Linked DNA regions of Mus musculus: all the other regions are linked to region 2. A link is a loop called in an ENCODE intact Hi-C map of the cell type or tissue named here. Cell type or tissue: left cerebral cortex. All regions are shown on one strand. Region 1 overlaps Ccr7 (chemokine (C-C motif) receptor 7). Region 2 holds the start of Igfbp4 (insulin-like growth factor binding protein 4). Region 3 overlaps Cdc6 (cell division cycle 6).

Evidence for each region. Peaks named below come from ENCODE experiments on the same cell type or tissue, not always from the same donor. Only the 100,000 strongest peaks of a DNase experiment are listed, where the experiment ranks them.
Region 1: a loop joins it to region 2, with 6 times the contacts of the local background. A loop is called at or near these places in 22 of 42 quality-filtered maps.
Region 3: it touches region 2 in a loop (8-fold over the local background); 15 of 42 quality-filtered maps call a loop at or near these places.

Annotation. Positions count from the first base shown.
Region 1 is chr11:99,147,808-99,152,807 of GRCm38, forward strand. Ccr7 (chemokine (C-C motif) receptor 7) reads right to left here. Exons shown (of 3, transcript NM_007719.2): 2 at 1,228-1,277. Among named protein-coding and RNA genes, the nearest start is that of Ccr7, 4.8 kb to the right of the region's middle. In left cerebral cortex, a CTCF peak has its summit at 2,310 (motif pointing left); DNase peaks (open chromatin) are centred at 951, 1,421 and 2,308; H3K27ac peaks cover 780 bases.
Region 2 is chr11:99,036,808-99,041,807 of GRCm38, forward strand. Igfbp4 (insulin-like growth factor binding protein 4) reads left to right here and starts at 4,437. Exons shown (of 4, transcript NM_010517.4): 1 at 4,437-5,000. The coding sequence starts at 4,690. In left cerebral cortex, CTCF peaks have their summits at 1,699 (motif pointing left), 3,112 (motif pointing right), 3,672 and 4,472; DNase peaks (open chromatin) are centred at 3,137, 3,648, 4,397 and 4,853; H3K4me3 peaks cover 1,840 bases; H3K27ac peaks cover 1,602 bases.
Region 3 is chr11:98,919,405-98,924,404 of GRCm38, forward strand. It overlaps Cdc6 (cell division cycle 6), which reads left to right. Exons shown (of 12, transcript NM_001025779.2): 10 at 1; 11 at 1,269-1,409; 12 at 1,712-4,538. The coding sequence ends at 1,801. Among named protein-coding and RNA genes, the nearest start is that of Cdc6, 14 kb to the left of the region's middle. In left cerebral cortex, CTCF peaks have their summits at 876 (motif pointing left), 2,483 and 3,049 (motif pointing right); DNase peaks (open chromatin) are centred at 2,661, 3,069, 3,747 and 4,195.

The sequences.
Region 1 (5,000 bases), 110 kb after region 2:
TTCACGAATGGGTCTGTGGCCTTAGGTCTGCGGCCCCAGAGGCTTAAAGGGCTTCTAGACCCTTTGGAGGTCAGAACTCCCAGCTTCTATGAAGTGTGCTCCCACACCACCTCCCTCCCAGTCTTCTCTTCTCCCTCCTGTTCAACACCCCTTCCCCCAAGCTTGCCGCCTCTGCAGCCCACAGCCCCACCACATCCGGCCTTGTCTGAACCCCCCCCCCCCTTCCTCCCAAGTGAAAGACAAAAACCAGCCACAGATGTCTTTACCCTTCTCTGGCCTTCCAGCCAGCAGTACAGGAGGGGCGGGAGTGGTGATGGGGAAAGGGCCAGGCTAAGGGGCTGCAACCCAAGCTCCAGGGGGCCTCTGAGAGGGGTTTGGGGAACAGTGCCCAGCCTGGGGCCTGTGCCTGGCCTGAGCTCCTGGAAAGCTCCCCCTCTGGCCTCCGGACCTGGGAGAAAGTCAAATCCTGAAGCATTGCTTCTCCAGGCTGGCCGTGGCCATTCCCCACCTTGAGAGAGTCCTACCCCAATTGAGGAAACTTGACTCTCAGAGTTTCTCCTGACTCTGGTGGTTGGGGAGACACACGTTCTGCCTCCATTGCTGGGATAGAGAACGGAGTGGGCTCTTGGCTCTGCAGAATTCAGACCCACTATGTGTTCCCTTCACCGTCCTCTCCACCCGGGTCCCGGGCTCCACTCATTCTCCCTCCTGCTCCCCACAGGCAAGCCAAGCCAAGGTCTTTCTATTTTATGAAGGAAAACAGAATGAGATTACAAGGAGACCCTTGGACTGAAAGGCAAGAGGAAGCAACTCTGGGTGACTGGGGAGTAACCAGAGCGCCCGACCGAGGGTCCTTTTCTCAGTTCACAGATGATGTGTGCACCTATGTGCAAAACCAGGCCCACTCTAAGCCCTGTGTTGCACAAGTCTAAGAGATCTCAGACACTGTTTCTGTCTCCTGAGTGAGGAGGTGGGAGCTGGGAAGAACGAGGGTGGGGGTAGGTTACGTCTCCCTGGGCTTTATTTTAAAGGGGGACAATGGAAGTCCAGAGAATGCCTGCCCCCTTCGTGGGGGGAGGCGGGGGGGGGCAAGGGGCCGTGAACGGCAGGTGGGTTTGTGTCTAGACCTTTCGTTCCTTGCAGCGGTCTGTTTGTGTTCCAGCACTCCTGGCTGGGGAGGGGGTGTGGAGGAGGGAAGAGAGCTCTTGCCCTGGCAGGAAGCCTCACCTGGAAAATGACAAGGAGAGCCACCACCAGCACGTTTTTCCTGGGTTTCCCTAGAGGAGACAAAGGAGATGATGTTACCGCCCCGGTAAAAATTGCTCGGTGATTAAGGAGACATTCGGGGGTGGGGCAGGGGCACCATTGGGAACTTTTATCCCAGGCTCCAGGCACCTCGGGCTTGCTGAAAGAGAACATCAGAACCAGATTGTGTGTTTGAACACCTGGCCTGCTGCCCAGCATCCCTGTCTTCACCTCCCTCCCTTCCGCTTCTACTCCCAGGTCTGGGAAAGAAGTAGAACAGCTGGCTCCACCCCCTCCCATCCCCCTCCCATCCCCCTCCCATTCCCCTCCCCCCTCCCCTGCCCTGGCCAGTCTAGGCTGCTGCTGGTTTGCAGTATCCACTGTACCCCAATAACTCCTCCAGACTGCTGGTTCCGCACAGGGTCCTGACTCCCCCCCCCCCAACTTCCCATTCCACATGATGCACAGCCCTGTGGTAGTCGGGATGTATGCACACATGTTCAACACTTCCTTGGTGGCAAGATCCACCGGCCTGGGAGCATTCCTTGATGGTCAAGGGCACAGACAGCCACATGTGAAGCCTCACAGATGTTCTAAGGGCTAAGGAAATGGGAATCTGTTCTCTCTCCCTCAACGTGTTTTCGAATACTCTGCAGACAGAGACCACTGGTTAGAACAGGCTTGCATATGACAGCGACCACTCCTCATTCTGCTCAGAGCTGAGCCTTGAGCCAGCCTGGGCTGTATTTTCTCCTGACAGCTAAGCAAGAGGACAACTGGAAAAGTAATTTTTGCAGACATCTTATGCCCCCCACCCCAGACCTCTACCCCACATACTCCCGTCTCACCCCTGGGGACCCTTGATCCGCCTTCTTTGCTATTGGCACCCCTCTCCAGCCCTTGAATCCCAGTTCTTCAGATCTACAGGAAGAGTCAGACCCTATGGGTCTTGCAGTCCAGAGTAGGACTTTGCTCCCCAATCTGAGTCTGGGGGACCTCTTGAGGCCAGGGAAACAGTTCAAACGCAGATGTTGTTTGTCCTTGGCCATAGCACCACCTGCTGGAGACTAGGCTACATGACACCCAGGGTACCTGACATGTACTCCAGGCTGAGGAGGCTACGCTTGGTCACTCAGTACAGGCAGGAAGGGCATCAGGGTGACCCGGACAAACGTTTTTCCCCTCTACATTCTCCTCCATGCTATGTAAGCACGTCTTACTGAAGCTAACTCTGCCCTCTATTCCTATCTTGCCTCCCTCCTAAATCCCTAACCATAAGTCGAAATCCTAGCTGTAGAGATAGAGAGACGCTTAGGCTTAGCGTGGGGCCCATGCCTCACCAGCTCCATCTTTTTCTGGGGACAGACAGCCACTGTCCCCTTATCATCAGCTTGTACTAGAACGTTTGGAGACAGGAAGGGGAACATCACCACGTGGCTTCACAGCTCATCTCTCTCACACATTCCCCCCCCCAACTGAATTACCCCTGGCACCCCACCCCCACCCCACGAGCTTGAGGTCACATGCCCATTCTCAACTATAGGATTTTCAGGGTCTGATGCACAGCCCGCCCTTCCCTGACTCATTTCGGGGTTCAGCGTTCGAGGTTTCTTTCAACCCATCAACGGCTTTCGGTTACTGTAGAGAAAGCCCAATCTGACTGTCAGGGACGTGGAGAAACCCCTAAGGAACAAGAACTGTTTCTGTTTTACTCTGGGTTCTGTCCCGGTTCTTTTGTAGCCACAAACCCGGAGGGGCTCTGGGGTGTGTGAACAAAATTGATGTCTCATTCCAGGGATACTGGATATGAGGTTGGGGGTGGGGGTTGGGTGGGTGAGTCGGGGTCCTGTAGATCCAGGACAGGCCATGTTCAAGGCAGTTAACAGGAGAATTTGGGGGAATTTGAACGTGTGGTGACAGAGGGACCTGGTCAGTGTTGGTGAGTCAGATGACTCAATAGTCAGAAAGCAACTGCTCTTGAGCTACGGGCAGTTGGGAATGCCAGTGTGGGGGAGCTGTTGATTGAGGTGTTCGGTGTTTCCTGAGTTCTTGGGTTTGCAGAATGATTAAGGTGAAAGGAAAACTCCCTAGCACTCTAGCCCGACACCATCCCAACTCCCCTGCCCTGCCCTGCCTCAGCCTGACACTCAATTCCCTCCCCCGCCCCCAGCTCCCAGCCTGGGAAGCCAGTCGCCTCCTGCTCAGGTCCTAAAGCTCCCATCTGTACATTCCCCCAGTCCCTCCAGGCTGCCCAGGAAACCATGGCTGCTTATCATCTGGCCCGAGAGACACCTCAGGTGATGATTTTCTCTCTGGACCTTCTCAGCCGCTTGTAGGGGACATGAGAAAGGGCAGAGGCTGAAGCAGGGACCCAGCCCGCAGATGGGAGGCAGGGATGTGAGAGCTGGTGGGATCTTGTTATTAGGGCACCAACGCTGTCACTCAGTGATGCAATTGGCACCCACTGAGCTTTCAGTGAAGTGCGCTGTCCACGTGAGACAGGCGCTGCCATCCCCGTCCTCAATGGATACCCTGTGAGACCCCACGTGACAATCAGCCCCAACGGAAGAACTGTCAGCACAAGGCTTCCCTAAGGACACCCAGCCCCTGGCCATGGCCACCTCACTCCTAGCTCCTCTCCCTACATCTCTCCCCCCTCATAACATCTTGTAAGTTCCTTTTGTATTCTAGGAAACAGGCCCAGAGATGTTATGTCGTTCCTCTGGATTCACATAGCTATTAAACAATAGATCAGAGATGGGAAAGGGGAACATCTAGCCTGGGTTCTAATGGCTGAGTCATGTGACATTACTGATGAGCCTTGGGTGTGGAGGGTCCTCCACAGATCAAGGCCACTCTTGCTCTCTCTACTGCTTCTGGCCACTCGTGTCTGTTGCTTCCACATCTCGATCTTCCACATCTTTTGATGTTGGTCCCTCCCCTGTCCTGATACAAGGATCTGTTGTCCCCTACTCCTTCCAAAACACACATTTCATCTATCTGCCCATCTATTTGGAAAAGGGTGGGGGACCTTTGCTGGCCCCCATTCTTTTTAGGGTGGTGTATGGATTCCCTGGTGCTGTCACACAGCGCTGTAAGGGCCACCCCAGTCTAGCTTGTTTCTTGGCACATCTATTTCCCTGACTCCCATCAGCTGACACCATTCCCCCTTCCTTGTTGCTCTATTGCCTTCACCAGAGCTGACTGACTATGAGCTCAAGGTGTGTGCTCATATATGTATGGGTGTGCACACATACAGAGGTCAGAGGCTGACATCAGTGTCTCTCATGGAACCTGGAGTTTGCCAATTCTGAAGACTGGTTGGCCAGCAAGTCTTATTATTCCTGCCTCCCTAAGCAGGCTTAGGTATTACGTGTGTACCTTGCTACAGCCAGCTTTTAAACTCTGAGGCTACAAGCTCAGGTTCCTCAGGCTTGTGTGCCAGTCACGTTCCTGACACTCGGATGCCTCATTTACTTTGTTGGCTTAAGGCTGTAGAGTCTGAAGATCTGGCTACAACCTGGCCCTTCTTTATTAGGTTTGACAACTTCTACACACCCTTCAAAATACAATTGCCATGCTTTCTGGACACGTGTTCACAGCCTTGCTTTTTGCTTTTGAATCTTGTCCTTATGCCCCCTCAGGAGTGCTGTGTCTCTCACTGTTGGTGTTGCGTGTTGACATACATGTTACGTTCCCCACCAGACTCTGTATTCAAGAAGTTCTCAATGAGTGACACATGACTGGAAGACAAT
Region 2 (5,000 bases):
CCAGCCTGGTCTACAGAGTGAGTTCCAGGACAGCCAGGGCTACACAGAGAAACCCTGTCTCGAAAAACAAAAACAAAAACAAAACAAGAGGCCTGAGGCATAGTCCCATACTGATGCTGCCTCCACTGACTCCCCGTGCTCCGCTTAAACTCTGTGTCACAGTCTTCTGCCCTTGATTTCTGTGTAGAGTCTTTCCGATGGCTGATTCAAGGGACAGTGAGGCATAAGAGCTAATTGTGCAGACTGGAGCCAGACAGCTTAGGTTCACATCTTTGTCCCTCGACCTGCTATGTGACTTTGAGTAAGTTATGTAATCCTTATGTGCCTCGCTTTTCCTGTCTTAAAAAGACAACACTGATAACGCTGACTTCATGAAGCTCCCTGTGACACGGTCAATGGGAGTTAAAGGGTTAATTCTCATAATTATATATTTTTGTCTATCCCATCAGACAAGATGCCCCCGAGGGCAAGCTTATCAGATTGGGTGTTCCCTGAGAACAGAATTTTGTTTATTTATTTATTTATTTATTTATTTATTTATGTATTTATTTATTTATGAGAAGGTCTCACTATATCCTGGAACTCACTATATAGACCAGGCTGGTCTCCAACTCACAGAGCTCCCCTCCTGCCTCTGCCTGTGCTGGAATGAAATATATGCACCACCATGCCCAGTCACAACTCTGTCTTTATTGGCTTTGAGAGCCCCGACCCCTACCCGCAATCTGTTCTCTGAGGTCAGCAGAAGCCTGGAATTGTCCCAGGAAGGCAGCTAATGAGACTGGCTGATCATCAAGTCAGGGAGAGGATGGGCAGGAAGGGGCTGGATGGATGGGGGGGGGGGGGAGAGTTTCCTCATCTGTGCATCAGGTAGAGTGTCTTCCCAGGTCCCAGGAAGCAGGGACTGATAAAACCGTCCATGCTCCCGCCCAGGCAAGAGCAGGGAAATAGGATTCTGCTTCCCAGAGGCACATTACAGGAGCGTCCAGCCCACAGGAGGCGAAGCCAGGTGGAGGGACCAGCCTGTACCAGTAACTCTGCCCGTGGATTTCAGACTCCTCCCTTTCTTCTTGATTGTTTGAGACAGAGTCACTGTATGGCCCAGGCTGGCCTCTCCTAAGTACTGGGAGTATAGGCCTGGGCAACCATGCCTGGGTAAAATGACCTTCAGGGGCTACAGAGATTTGAACCTAGGACCTCATGCGTGCTAGGTAAGTACTCTACAAGTAAGCTATATATATCTCCAGTTCTCAGAACCCCTGTCATTATCCCCTCTTGTTTTCTTCTAACCATTCTCCATGGTTGAGCCCATGAATTTTGCCCCTTCCCACTTCCTTTTTACCTCCCTTCCTTCATTTCTTCAATGATGAAAATTACTTATTTATATGTTAAATGGGGACCTGAAGACAGATGGCTCAGCTTCCAGAGAACTCCAGTTCAGGTCCCAGCAGATCTCAGGTGGCTTACAGTGCCTATAACCCCAGCTCCAAGAGATCTGATGCCTCTGGCCTCTCTGCCTCTGTGGGTTCCTGCACTCATGTACACATCCACTTAACAGACACACACACACATAATCAAAAAATACTAGGGCAGGCTGGAGAGATGGCTCAGCGGTTAAGAGCACTGACTGCTCTTCCAAAGGTCATGAGTTCATTTCCCAGCAACCACACAGTGGCTCACAACCCTCTGTAAAGGGATCTGATGCCCTCTTCTGGTGTGTTTGAAGACTGCAATGGTGTGCGCATATAAAATCAATCTTTAAGAAAACCACTATGACTTGGTAGCCTGTCTTCTATGCTAGCACTCAAGAACCAGAGGTAACTGGATCTTCAAGAGTTCAAGGCTAGCCTGGCCCACATAGTGACTTCTAGGCCAGCAAAGGTTACATAATGAGACCTCCCGTCTCAAAATAAATAAATACCAATAAATCCATTTTATAAAGATGTTAAGTAACAGATCTATAATTGTAAAGGGCTCTGCTACAACTTAACACTCAGAGCCCTGGCTCTGACTACTGTTCCTCCTATCTCCTTGAGCAGCTTTTACTGCTGAGAGGCACACTAAACCAAGAGAGGCTCCAGTTTGGTGGAGGAGACACAGGTCGCACCATCAGAAGAGCTCCTATAATCTGGGATGAGTTCCTAGCAGGGGAGGCCTAGGAAGGACAAAATGCTTGGTGCCTATCTCCTTCTAGGCACTTCTCAGAGATGCTTATAAAGTCCCTTTTGCTTGACAGGTCCTGAAGGTCCTGAGCTTCAGCATCCCTAATGAGGGCGAAGTGACAGGCTGGATAATCATCTAGTCTGACCATGCTGATACCAGTTTAATTTTATTCTTGAGCACAGGAAACTTGGCTTCAGGTCACATCAGCAGTGAATATTTCTCATGCCCCAGAGGTAGAACTGGCTTCGAGTGCCTCTGGGTCCCCATGTGTCCCATATAAATATCTCCTAGAGCGCCTGCCCATGTCTTAGAAAACTTATTTTCATTACACACTTGTCTTCTCTCTTCTTGAGGCAAAAGTCCTGGGATAATAAGTGCTTAGTGAATGTACCTTATGTGGAGAGTCATGCTTGAGCCCTGACTTCCCGGGAATGGGGTGGGGGTGGGGAGACACCAGAGGAAGGTTTGGGGGCAGAGGAGGTGTTGGGGTTGCAGGATGGGGGCCTCTGTCTCATCTAGAGACCTTTACAGAACACCCACTTTCATCAGCACGCGCGTCTATTCATCTTGGGTTTGCTGTCTGGCCGGCAAGTTGAGTGCTGGGCCTCAGAACTGTCCTTATTGGTCCTTCTTGTTCCCACAGGAGCTCCAAGAAGTGGCATAGGCTTCCTTTTAGCTAGACACCAACTTCAACTTGGTGCATTAAGTATAAGGCTGACTGGGTTTAAGGACGAGGATGGGGGCAGGGACTGGCTTCCGAATCAAAAACAAAACAAAACAGAAGCAAAAACAAAAAACCCGCTGTCTTCCCCCAGGAGCTTCAAGAACCCGTTCTGTTCACTTTTCTCTATGGCAGATGAGACAGGAGAGACCCAACTTTATCCTTGCGATGGGACTGAGGGAAGGAATCCTATCACTTCAACCCTCCTGCAGTCTTAGAGGTTGCCAGTAGGTGCCGTCAGTTCGCAACTTTTTGATCAGTCTTCCAGGTCCGGGTCTTGGTGCCTTTCTCCCTCCAACCGCGCCAACAGTCTGCGGTGCAGAAAGTGGGAGGTGGCCTAATTCCTCCGAGGCTGAAAGACCCCGACTCTGGGACAAAGAACCGGAAGAGGTCTAGGAAATCTTTAGGTTGGTTGCTCCTTGGATGTTTAGCCCAACCCTTCCGGACCCCATCCACCCGCAAAATCCTTCGGTCCTCCGACTGTGCCTGGACAGACACAAGAAGCGAACTCCTTGGTTGGGGAGGATGAGGAGGCGTAGGGAGAAATGAAAAAGAAGGTGGTAGGAGGTGGGTCTCTCCTCCAAACGCGACTCTAGATCAATTCCCGTTTCCAACAGAATTGCTGCGAGGGGAAGGGATATATTTATCAATAATCCCTTTATCACCCAGGGGCAAAGTGGCGTCGGGAAAATTAAAAGGCCGCTTCTCTTTCTGGAAATCTTTGACTGCCATCTACTGGGAAACTGTTGCAGTAACTATGCAAACACACAATGAGTACATGAAGTGGAGCCCCCTGGAGTTGTTCGACTCACATCTTGTACAAAGCCAATGGCAGTCTCCTTCCAGAATCTAAGCAGGGCGGTAGAGGGAACAACATCTAGGAAGGAGGAAGAGGCTTGGCACTTTGTTCTGGAGTTCTGGAAGCAGAGTGCAGCAAGGCCCAAATGGAACCAGGGGCGGGGGTCAAGCGACAGGGGTTCAGGGGCAAGTGAGAAGACTGCCTATTAGCACCTTGAGGCCAGAACTCTCCTGGACCCTTTACAGAGTGCTTAGTCGCCTTGTCCCACTTTAGCGCGGTCTCTAGAGGTTGACTGGACATACCCGGGGGGTGGGTGGGGGTGACCGGAGGACTCTGGCCAGGGATGGGAACTGAACAAGAGAATCTTGAATCCGCTATGAGGTCAGGTTTTCTGTGGCAGCAGGAGGATCTCCTAGGTGTCTGGGAAGGACTCCTTCGAGGTCGAGGGAGGGGGGCAAAGCAACATCCCCTTCGTTTCCCCTCGCCCTGCTTCCTCTTCAGGGTCCAGCTCAGAGGCTCTCCGCGCGCAGGCCACCGCTTCCAAACTGCGTCGCTTTCTTCGGCGGGGCAAAGGACTTTCAGATGTTGTAGCGGTGGCGGCGACTCAGGCCAGCGCCCCCTCCCCCCTAACGGCCTCTTCTCCCGCTCCATTGCTCCAGTTCCCCCTCGCCCTCCCCTGCTCTCCCACCTCGGGGACGGCGCTGGGGGTGTGGCCAGGGGGCCGGTATAAAGTCCCGGGAGCCGGTCCCGGGCAGCCGCTCAGCCCCCTGCCCCCCGCCGCCTGCTGGGCCGGCCGAGGATGCAGCGCAGCGCCTCGGTGGCCAGGCTCGCTCTGCTCCAGCGTGCTTGCTAACTTCCCCGGCTCCGTCTCTGCCTGCCGGGGTCGCCCCGTGTCCCTGCGCCCTCCGGGTCTGGTTCTCTAAGCTCTCTGGGCGCTGCCTCCGGGTCCCTTGCAGCCCGCTCGCGAGCCCGCGCTCCCCTCCTGCGCCCCACCCTCGTCCTCGCCATGCTGCCCTTCGGCCTCGTGGCCGCCCTGCTGCTGGCCGCAGGGCCTCGGCCGAGCCTGGGCGACGAAGCCATCCACTGCCCCCCTTGCTCCGAGGAGAAGCTGGCGCGCTGCCGCCCCCCCGTGGGTTGCGAGGAGTTGGTGCGGGAGCCAGGCTGCGGTTGTTGCGCCACTTGCGCCCTGGGCTTGGGGATGCCCTGCGGGGTGTACACCCCACGCTGTGGCTCAGGCATGCGCTGCTACCCTCCCCGGGGGGTGGAGAAGCCCCTGCGTACATTGATGCACGGGCAAGGCGTGTGCACGGAGCTGTC
Region 3 (5,000 bases), 120 kb before region 2:
GGTAAGCTTCGCGTCTCAGCAGGTGGGGCTGAGGCTTTGCCAAAGCTACTTTCCAAAAGGCCCTGGGAATTAACGATGAGTAGGAGGCAGGGCCGAGTGGAGCTTTTGCTACATTTGACCCAGAGCTTGGTCTATGTAGGGAATTCTAGGCCAGCCAAGGCTACACCGTCGTGAGACATTGTCTCAGAAACATGAGTTGAGGCCAGGCGGTGGTGGCTCACGCCTTTAATAACAAAACTCTGGGAGGCAGAGGCAGGTGGATCTCTGAACTCTGGGCCAGTCTAATCCTAGTGAGTTCCAGGAGAGCCAGGCAGGGCTATACAGAAAGATCCTGTCTCACCACCCTTAGCCCCCTACCCGAAAATTTAAAAACTGAGTTAGCCATGAACCAGATAGAGCGGTACCATACTTGTAATCCTGGTAGCTAGGAGGCAGAGCCAGGGTGATTGCCAGCCAGGGCTGTGTAGAACCCACCTTTGTCTTTGCATCTATGGTCCTCCCCCAACCCCTCCCCAAACTTACGTAAAGTCCCGTTCCTAAGTTCTACCTTAGAGTAAGAAAACTGGGCAGTCACTAACAACTGCTTGTGCGGAAGACCCAGGTTCCATCCCCAACACCCACATGGTGGCTCACAAACATCTGGATCTGTACCTTTAGTGCCAGGGGATCCAACAACTCTTCTGTTCTCCGTGGGCATCTAGGCATGAGCATGGTACACATACATAAATGCATGGCAGCAAAACACAAAATAAAATAAATCTGGCTCAGCAGTTAAGAGCATTGACTGCTCTTCTGAAGGTCCTGAGTTCAAATCCCAGCAACCACATGGTGGCTCACAACCACCCGTAATGAGATCTGATGCCCTCTTCTGGTGCATCTGGAGACAGCTACAGTGTTCTCACATATAATAAATTTTTTTGGTTTTGGTTTTTGGAGACAAGAGTTTCTCTGTGTAGCTCTGGCTGTCCTGGAACTCACTTTGTAGACCAGGCTGGCCTCGAACTCAAATCTGCCTCTGCCTCCCAAGTGCTAGGATTAAAGGCATATGCCACCACTCTAGCTTTTTTTTTTTTTTTTAAAGAAGAATCACATAAAGTATTGGGGGTTCGGAAGGTCTGTTGCCAATTCGAGGGGTCAGTAAAAGTGGGAGGGGAGATATTCAGATAACTTAAGACACAGTTTCTGGGCTTCTTTCTTTTTGTTTTTCATCTGTAAGGTTATGAGATGTGGCTTGTAAGTGACACTTGTTCTCCCTCATTTCCTCCCAGTTATATGAAGCCTACAGTAGCATCTGTCGCAAACAGCAGGTGACGGCCGTAGACCAGTCTGAGTGTTTGTCCCTTTCAGGACTCCTGGAGTCCAGGGGCCTTGTGGGATTAAAGAAAAATAAGGAGAGCCGCCTCACCAAGGTACAAGTAATGGCTTTTTGTGCGTGTCCCTGCTTTTAATTGTCCTGTCTTGGCGAGCGTGTCCTCTGCCAAAGTAACGATTAGAAGTGACTAGTGAACAGTTTGCTTTTCTGCCAGCTAGGGCTTAGGATGTGAGGACAACGGAGTGATGTGATTCGGGCCATTGAGGATGGCAGCAGTTAACCTGTCCATTTGAGGAGAATGGAATATGATAGGGGGGTGTAACAGCGTGTGCGCCTGCAAGTGTGTGCATGCGTGAGCGCCGATGTTCGTCATCACAGAAAGACCTCTTCTCTTTCCAGGTGTCTCTGAAGATTGAAGAAAAGGAAATAGAGCATGTCCTGAACGGCAAAGCTTTCACCGGGAACATCCTCGCTGCTGGTCTGCCCTGAATGGCTCTTACTCATGGCACTTGCAGGTGTCCCTCCCACTGGCATTTGAGAGCCCCCAGAATCTTCATTTTAGTAAGGTCGTTTGGAAACAGTTACGGCCTTTTTTACTCCGCACCAGTAAATTTTAGTGTATGGATTCATGAGTGTTAGCGCTGGCTGATATCTTTGGTTCTTACTGGTTTTACCCATAAAAATGACCGAGTAGCTGGGTGTGGTGACTTTTATGCCTGTGATCCCAGCACTTGGGAAATAGAGTCAAGAGTTAAAGGCCATCCTTTGCTACATAGTGAGCTTGAGCTGGCCTGGACTACATGAGACTCTGTAAGAATAAAAACAGTGGCCCTTTTTAAAGCAATGTTCAGTACTTTTCCCCTTTCACATTCCTAAACACAGTGCCTACGAGTATATACGGACTTGTGTTGGAGAGTGTGTGTATGTATTACCTCTGTCTACAAAGGATATATTTTGTAAAGAACTTTGAAGTTTAGAAGGATGAAATGGAATGATCCAGGAAAATTTACGAGCCTCCGTGGAAGGGCATTGTGTTCAGAGGATGCCTCATTCATGTGACAGGTGTTGCTGCCCTGGACTTTTTAAGGACTGATGAAGAATCTCCCGTGCTCCCCACCAGTATGGGGGTGACGAGGAGAATAACTACAGATTGTGAATATATTTATTTTCAAGTTTCGTTTGTCTGGGCTGCATTTGTTGTCTCTGGGTTTTCGGGCACATAGGTGTTCATATCCGAGTCAAGCAGCAGGAGTCGCTGTTTGCCTTCTACGGTGTGGACCGCTAGGACTGAGCTCGGGCCATCAAACTTGGCTGGCGACCAGCGCCTACCCTTCAAGCCATTTTATGGGTTTGTGTTCGTCTTTTTAAGCAGCCACACTCCATGGTAGCTTAGGTTTTCAGAGGTTAATAAGAAAATACCTTCTCATCGGGCCTTGGTAGTACACACCCTTAAATCCCAGCCCGCAGGTGATAGATAGAGGCAGGCGGGTCCCTGTGTTTCAGACATGTTCCAGGACAGTCTGGTCTACAGAGACTCCAGAAACAACAACAACAAAATTAAAAATAACTAGCAAGTGGAAATACTCTCTCACACTTTGCCTCAGGGTTAGCTTCCCTCAGACAGAGCCATTGTTTCAATAGGATGCAGCTCCGGATGAATTTTCATCTGAGCCCCTCTTTCTAGGCTCCCTAGAGAAGTTCATCTTCCTGGCATCAAGTGGCAGTTTGTGACAGGGACACCAGAGGGCACCATTACAACGCCGCTTTGAAAGTGTGGCCCGGGCAAGGGTGGTTTTGAGGGAAGGGGCAGGAAGGTGCCTGAGTCCGACTTGTTTGGGAGGTTGCTGATGCATTCGTACCTGGCTAAGTGCTTGGGAGCAAACCATGCCTGGGATGAACTGTCTGAGTCTTTGCTTTTCTCCAGGCGAGGCTGCTGCCCCGATGCCTGATCCGGCCCCGAGCTTGGGAATCTGATATGGGTACAGGAGATCTGTTGGCCACTGTTTGATGCAGCCTGCACATTATCCTTGTAAAGCGATCTGAACCCCACAGCAGGTGGGATGGGATGGGATGGGATGGGATGTGCTGGGATGAGATAGGAGGGCTCGCTCGACGCCCTCTGAGATGCACACTGCCCACTGCAGAAGACTGTAGAGAGGAGATTGGATGCCAAGCACTCACTCATAGAATACACATTCCCTCTGGGGCGGTGCACAAGACCATACTCTCCCAAGGAGTTTGGAGAGAGTCTGGAACTGTAAGGGTTAACGAGCACAACTGTAAAGATTGTCCGAAGACTGATGGGAAGCAGAGACCGAATGGGATTGAGAACAGATGTGAGGCTTGATTTAAATTACATTTTATTGGATGCTGCAGCCTTAAGAGACGTGACTGCTTTACAGTTTGTTTCCACACTGTGGGCAGCTGCTGTCTGTTCTGTGTCCATAGTAGGATCCTGCCCAAAGAGGAGCGGCCTCCCCGCCTCCGATGTAGTTGAGGCTTGGCGCCTTCCTCTTAACTGCAGGGCTTGAGTCAGGAACAGGGTTTGACTCTCAGTGGGACTGGGCTGTATCCTCCCTGGCTTCTAGCCAAGATTGCATTTACAGATTCAAAGGGGCCAAGTTCCTTCCCCTCTCTCTGTCTTCTCCCCATTTGGAAATAGGGCTTTCTGTGGACTGTTTTGTTTCCTTCAGCACACACACACACACACCCCACACACACTGTCGATTTCTAGGTCATTGCTACTCTTAAGGCTTCAGCAATTGGAACAGGGTGGGTTGTGTCAGTGATGCGTGAAGCAGACTTAGAGTCCCTGCTTGGCTTCCGCTGCCCTTGTGGGAGCAGAGGCTGATGTATGTTTGTCAGCAAAGTCTTAAGTGTAATTCAGACGCCGAGGCGGAAAGGAGGAGAGAGGCCTTTCCTTGCTGCTTTTTCTCACCGAAGCTGGAAGCTATGGGAAGGTGGTGGGAGTTTAAGTGGAAAGGGATGGGCCTGTGGTTGCTAGTTTTTGCCAGGATCTTAGGCCACATGGCGTAGTGGCAAAGATGCTGACCTACATTTCCTCCTTTTGAAGACACTGGGGTGTGTGTATCCTGGTTTGTCATTATTATTATTGTTATTATTGTTGTTGTTGTTATTTTAAGAACCAGATTAAGTTTCCATAGTGTCAGGTATCGCTATGGAAAGAACATAGACTCAATAAAGTTGGTATGAATTCCAACCCCAAGATGCCTCTGCCATTTCTGGCTCAATGAAGACTTGCCTGTGGCTAGCTAATTCCAAGAGTGTGTGAGGTCCAGCCTAGCTACCCAAAAATCAGAAAACTTGGCAGAGCCCTTTTCCTTCCCTCCCTTCCCATTGCTCCTTGCCCCACCCCCACCCCAGCGCAGGAACATCACCACTGAACCACATTCTCAGTCCGCCCTGCCTGTACGGACTTTCTAAAGATACACAACAAACTAGACTTGGTGGTACAGGCCTGCAGTCCCGGCTACACAGGACAAGTTCAAGGCCAACCTGGACAACTTAATAAAAGAGTTCTCGGGCTTGCCTGATAGGCACAAGGCCCTGGGTTCAGTCCTCAGTGCTGGGGCTGGAAAGGAAAGACACCACCAAAAACCAGACAGACAGACAGACAAACCTTGACAGTTCAGTTGGCAAAGTGCTTACTGTGCAAACGGGAAGCCCC